Regions from separate parts of the Homo sapiens genome. Here region 2 is linked to region 1. A link is an interaction called in ENCODE POLR2A ChIA-PET data of the cell type or tissue named here. Cell type or tissue: CD4-positive, alpha-beta T cell. All regions are shown on one strand. Each heading gives the region's core, and the rest is flanking DNA. Links, peaks and the distances in the headings are about the cores only.

Region 1 (2,904 bases), core at 212-2,711:
CGCCTGTAATCCCAGCACTTTGGGAGGTCGAGGCGGGTGGATCATGAGGTCAGGGGATCGAGACCATTCTGGCTAATACGGTGAAACCCCGTTCTCTACTAAAAAATACAAAAAATTAGCTGGGTGTGGTGGCGGGCACCTGTAGTCCCAGCTACTCAGGAGGCTGAGGCAGGAGAATGGTGTGAACCCGGAAGGCGGAGCTTACAGTGAGCCAAGATCACACCACTGCACTCCAGACTGGGCGACAGAGTGAGACTCCGTCTCAAAAAAAAAAAAAAAAAAAGAAACAGGCCAGGCACGGTGGCTCAGGCCTGTAATCCCAGCACTATGGGAGGCCAAGGTGGCTGGATCACTTGAGGTCAGGAGGTCGAGACCAACCTGGCCAACATGATGGAAACCTGTCTTTACTAAAAATACAAAAAAAAAAAAAATAGCTGGGTGGGGCAGCAGGCACCTGTAATCCCAACTACCTGGGAGGCTGAGAAAGGAGAATCACTTGAACCCGGGGGCAGAGGTTGCAGTGAGCTGAGATTGCACCATTGCACTCCAGCCTGAGTGAAACTCCATCTCAAAAAAAAAAAAATTACGGGGGTACCATGCTGGCCTTAGATTGCCTATATCCAGGCTTTTTTCATGTGAGAGAAAAACACATCCTAATTAGTGAAGCCTTTGAATCTTCAATCTCTGTACTGGCAACGAGACTGCTTTTTACCTCTCCAAAACCTTACTATCATTGGTTTTTAGTATATTACAATGATAGAAATTATTTATAGGTATCAAAAGGGGCTTAATTCTTTTGCAATCTGGATATTTTGAGAGTCATTATAGGCAGAAGAAATAACACAAGCAAAGTTGTACAAGCTGGGAAAGACAGGCATTTTCAGGGACACATCAGTTACTTCCTGGAGTGTCTGCCTGTCTGCTCTCGCCTTACTAAGAGAAAGAAGGTGAAGTCATATTGTGGAGACCCTTGCTGCCAGGTGAGACATGAATTCCATTCCCATCATGGAGAACCATGGAGGCAGGGTGTCACAGTGGAGACAATCTATGTTTCCATCTCCCTCCCTCTCTCTCTCTCATTTCTTCCATCCCTCCTTCTGTCTGTCTCCATCTGTCTCCCTTCTTCCTTCTCCCTGCAAGTCTTCCCCTTTCCCCTCCCTGCCTCTCTCCCTCCAGTTGCAGCAGGAGCGTTCTCAGGGAATGCCCTGTCTGGGACAGAACAACTCACAGGGGAACATGGACGGGTCGCACAGCTTGGAGAAGGAGTTGGAAAGCCGACACCCTCCACAGCAGGCGAGCCCAGCCCTGCTGGCACTCTGTGAAAGGCTATTTCTGTGTTTCCTGTGTTCAGACCAAGACATGCCATCCCTGCCTGATAAATGCCCCTTTGTGCTGGAAGGGTTCTCATAAACCCATGAGATGCTCTCAGCCAGACCCAACTGCACGTGGCCCTGAGCTCTGCCCGGCAACAGTACTGCTGGGGCCGGGACCCCTGCCAGCCTAGACGCCATCAGAGCCAGAGACAGGAAATGTGGCATTCTGGGGAGCCGCCCCGGAGGCTATGTGGCTTCTACACAGCACAGGCAACATCCACAGGTGGGACAGGCAGCCATGCCACAGTGAGGCCCCAGGTCACATGCAGAGGCCTGGCTCATGGCCAGACCTGCCTTAAATGTGGAGCTGGGAACTGAGGGGTCTGGCGACTCTGCTCCTTGGGATCCACTTCCTGAGCAGCAGTGGCCACAGGACGAGTCCCTGTGGTTGTTTGGCCCCACCCACCCCATGTCCGGCCATGAGGACACACCTCACATCCTACCTGATCTGTGTGTGTGTGTGTGTCTGTGTGTGTGTGTGTGTGTGTGTAGACAGAGTCTCGCTCTGTCGCCCAGGCTGGAGTGCAGTGGTGCGATCTCAGCTCACTGCAACCTCTGCCTCCTGGGTTCAAGCTATTCTCCTGCCTCAGCCTCCTGAATACCTGGGATTATAGGCGCCTGCCACCACGCCCAGCTAATTTTTGTATTTTTAGTAGAGACGGGGTTTCACCATGTTGGTCAGCTGGTCTTGAACTCCTGACCTTAGGTGATCCACTCTCCTTGACCTCCCAAAGTGCTGGGATTATAGGCGTGAGCCACCGCGCCCAGCCCCTACCTGCTCTTGACAGGAACCAGGGGGTCCCAGGGGCGGTCCCCTGCACAGTGCCACTTCCCTGGCAGCACCCCCACCCTCAGAACTCCACGTCCACCTTCCTTGGACTGGCATATTTCAACTTCCAAATTTTTCCTATAGGCTTCAGTTAAAAGGAAGGAATAGAACCAGAGGTTCGCCACCAAAGCAAGACTCCAGGGAAATTTGGAAGGAGAAGCAGCTGTGGAAACCAGCGTTTTCAGACCGTGAGGCACAGGTGGCCTTCAGATGAGGCCGACAGTGGCCGGGGCAAAGAGCAGAGGACAGAGAGCGAAGGGCATGCCCCCCTGCTTGCCGTCTGCAGTCGCATTCTCTGCAAATAAGGTCGTCTGGGACCCCTGCTTTTCAAGGTTATTGTCCCAGATGATGTATCTTTTTTTTTTTTTCTTTGAGACAGGGTCTCACTCTGTCACCCAGGCTGGAGTGCAGTGGCAAAATTTCCACCCGCTGCAACCTCCAACCCCTGGTTCAGGCAATTCTCGTGCCTCAGCCTCCCGAGTAGCTGGGATTACAGGCATGCACCACCACGCTAGCTAATTTTTGTATTTTCAGTAGACATGGGGTGTTGTCATGTTGGCCAGGCTGGTCTCGAACTCCTGACCTCAAGTGATCCGCCTGCCTTGGCCTCCCAAAGTGCTGGGATTACAGGTGTGAGCCACCACACCTGGCCCCTGATGACATATCCTTGACCAAAATGAAGGCGACACTCGCTTACCTGCT
Region 2 (2,904 bases), core at 201-2,700, 80 kb after region 1:
GTTGGGCTCTCCGTCAACTACCAAGCTCCATATCTGGAGACATCAGTGCAGGAATGAGTGAATGAATGAATGCAAGAACAAAGGAATGGAGGACTGGCAGCCTCACCTCACAGGCAAGAGTCGTGATCAGCACTCCCCAAGGGCCAGGGACCACTTTGCTTTTTCAGGATCTTGGGATCTGTATATGCACTGTCCTTCTGGCCAAGGAGGTGGCTATGGGATTCTGGAGCCCTGGCAGACACAGCAGGGCAGCCACGGGCTGGCCACGTGGCCCCCTCCCCAGGGCCGCCAGGCAGCCAACACTTCCCAGTCCTTAATTTAGAGCTGCGACTTCTGCATTCCTCTGTGGCTTCCCAGCCCACTGCGGCCCTTGCAGAGAGGAGGCCCCACCAGCCAGAGGTTTGGGAGTAGCCGTTGGCGGATGGGAGGAGAGGTTGGCGAGGGTGAGTGTGTCCAGCACCCACAACAGCGCCTGGTTGAGTGTCTGCCCAGTGAGAGGATGAATGGATGAACGTGAATTCATTCTTTAAAAATAAAACTAGAACTTCATTAGAATAATGAGATGCCTGGAGGGGTGGACCAAGGGATGGAGACAGATGTGAGAAAGCAGGCACAGCGAAATGCGAAGGGTGGAATCAAGCTGGTGCGTGTCCAGGCATAAAATTCTTTCAACTCTGCTGCACGTTCAAAAGAAAAATGCTGGCGGAAGACCTTGAGCATCCCCACTGCTGACATGTAACTGATCCCCTGGGCACATCCCCTTCCCACCCACCAGGGTCCCAGGGAAGGGGTGGCCATACCACTCCCCATCCAGGACCCAGACATTTAACCACTGCTGAGCGGTCTGGGCACTGGGCTGATCCCTAGGACTTATTCTACTGAGACTGTGTGTCACCGCGGGGACATAGCTTTCTCTCAAACAAGACGGATGTGACCGCCAGGGCCTCCCATGCACTCAAGGCAGCCAGGACCAGCTCTGGAGCCAGAGGACCTGGGTTTGAGGGTAGGCCCGGCCTTTCCAGAAGACCCCAGTCACTTCTCCACCCTGGGCCTGTGTCTCCACCTACAAATACCACAACAGGCAGGGTGGGGCGAGGACTGGATGAAATGATGATCATCCCAGCAAGGCCACCTCCACAGCTGACTTCCTCTAAGTGTGTTTTAGAAGGAGCAGCTCCTCCCCCTGCCCGCCCGTGTGTTGTGCTGAGCCCTGTGGGGAGCTCATGACTAGCCATGTCTGAGGTTGACCAGTCGGCTCTCACCTAGCTATGTCTGAGGTCGACCAAGGTCTTGTCTTGGTTCACACTTCATCTGCCAAAAGCCACATCCTGTGTTCTCAGCCGCCAGGTTCTGCTATAGTGAGGGCTCTTGTCCTCAGACAGCAACTGCAGGTGGTGGATTACATGTCACAGTGACAGGCATCAACAGCAGGCAAGCTGTTCCCAGCATCCCCTTCCCAGCATCCCCAGAGCCTGTCCTGCCTGCATCATTGAGCCTCACAGACGTGGGGGATAAAGGGTGAAGTCGGCTGGGTGCGGTGGCTCACGCCTGTACTCCCAGCACTTTGGGAGGCCAAGGTGGGCAGATCACAAGGTCAGGAGATCAAGACCATCCTGGCCAACATGGTGAAACCCTGTCTCTATTAAAAATACAAAAAGTAGCTAGGCGTGGCGGTGTGCACCTGTAGTCCCAGCTACTTAGGAGGCTGAGGCAGGAGAATTGCTTGAACCAGGAGGCAGAAGCCGCAGTGAGCCAAGATCACGGCACTGTACTCTAGCCTGGTTGACAAAGTGAGACTCTGTCTCAAAAAAAAAGGTGAAGTCACCACCCACAACCAAAGAAAGGGGACCAGCCAGCGAGGTAACACTGACCTACAAGAAGTCCGGGATGCGCCGTCAAATTAAAAACTCAAATAAAAGTATAGAACGATTTGGAATACAAGCCCAGTAAAACTGATGCCAGCCCAACTGTCCATGAGCAGAGAAGGATGGTGCCTGGTGGGGCTGGGGGGCCTTAAACGCAGTCCTGGCCTCAGACCCTGCATTTGTAGCCAGCTGACCAGAAGAAGGGTCTCATGCCCAGGTCCTAATGTAAGTGCACTGCTGGAATGGCTTTCCTTTATAAGTCAAGCAGAGGGTCTGGGGGAAGTAACTGGTAGGAGGGAGGGTAGGGTGAGTCCTTGCTCAAGGCTCACAGCCCTGACCTGCCTCCTCAGGGTGGCCAAGAGGTCCAACCTCCTTTAAGCCCTCAGCCAAGGGGGCACAGGGAGGCAAAGTCATGTTCCTGTGGCCTCTCTTGCTGCAGGGGCCACAGAAAGAGAAGCCACTGACCGGCAATGCCCCCTCTTAGCCCCCAGTTGGGTGGGCAGGCTTCCTGGAGGGCTAACCAGTAGGTTCCTGGGGTCTGATCCTGACAAGACCCATCCCAGCAGCAGGTCTTGGACCTGAATTTCTCACCTGGCTCAGCCTCAACTTCCCCGTCTGCAAAACTGGTGACTTGCCCGCCTGGGGTCTGGGAAGAGCAGGACTGCCCTATGGAGATCTTGGAGCAGGATCTGGTGCACAGGATCACTCCCTAGGTCAGGGCTTGAGCAGCCCAGGACATGAGCCCTACTGGGGCCCTGGGCCTCAATCCCCAAGGTCCATGGAACACAGGGAAACTTCAGCCCTTAGCCCTTGATCCCCAAGGTCTGCAGCATACAGGGGACCTTCAACCCTCCAGGCCCCAGTGGGGTCTCCTGTACTCCTTTCCTGAGCCTGGGAGGCCAGGAAACACTTTCTCTGGGCTGGCTCCATTTTCCAGATGAGGAAACTGAGGCCCACAAACCTGCCCAAGGCCCCTGGCTGCATGATGGCAGTGCCAAGAGTAGGAGGCTGGACTCCTGTCCCCTTGGGGTAGCCCTTT

Evidence for each region. ChIA-PET counts read pairs that join two places held together with the same protein. Peaks named below come from ENCODE experiments on the same cell type or tissue, not always from the same donor. Only the 100,000 strongest peaks of a DNase experiment are listed, where the experiment ranks them.
Region 2: POLR2A ChIA-PET joins it to region 1 with 13 read pairs; 10 of 35 experiments call an interaction of 5 or more read pairs at or near these places.

Annotation. Positions count from the first base shown.
Region 1 is chr9:93,142,819-93,145,722 of GRCh38, reverse strand. The region is part of intron 1 of LOC124902212 (a long non-coding RNA gene); the gene reads right to left. Among named protein-coding and RNA genes, the nearest start is that of NINJ1, 10 kb to the right of the region's middle. RefSeq lists enhancers at 1,299-1,438, 1,026-1,898, 1,899-2,771. In CD4-positive, alpha-beta T cell, for the core only: no CTCF peak of the experiment used is centred there; a DNase peak (open chromatin) is centred at 1,552; H3K27ac peaks cover 1,907 bases.
Region 2 is chr9:93,062,968-93,065,871 of GRCh38, reverse strand. The region is part of intron 1 of SUSD3 (sushi domain containing 3); the gene reads right to left. Among named protein-coding and RNA genes, the nearest start is that of SUSD3, 5.7 kb to the right of the region's middle. RefSeq lists enhancers at 1,183-1,252, 1,283-1,492. In CD4-positive, alpha-beta T cell, for the core only: no CTCF peak of the experiment used is centred there; DNase peaks (open chromatin) are centred at 1,291 and 1,768; H3K4me3 peaks cover 2,205 bases; H3K27ac peaks cover 2,500 bases.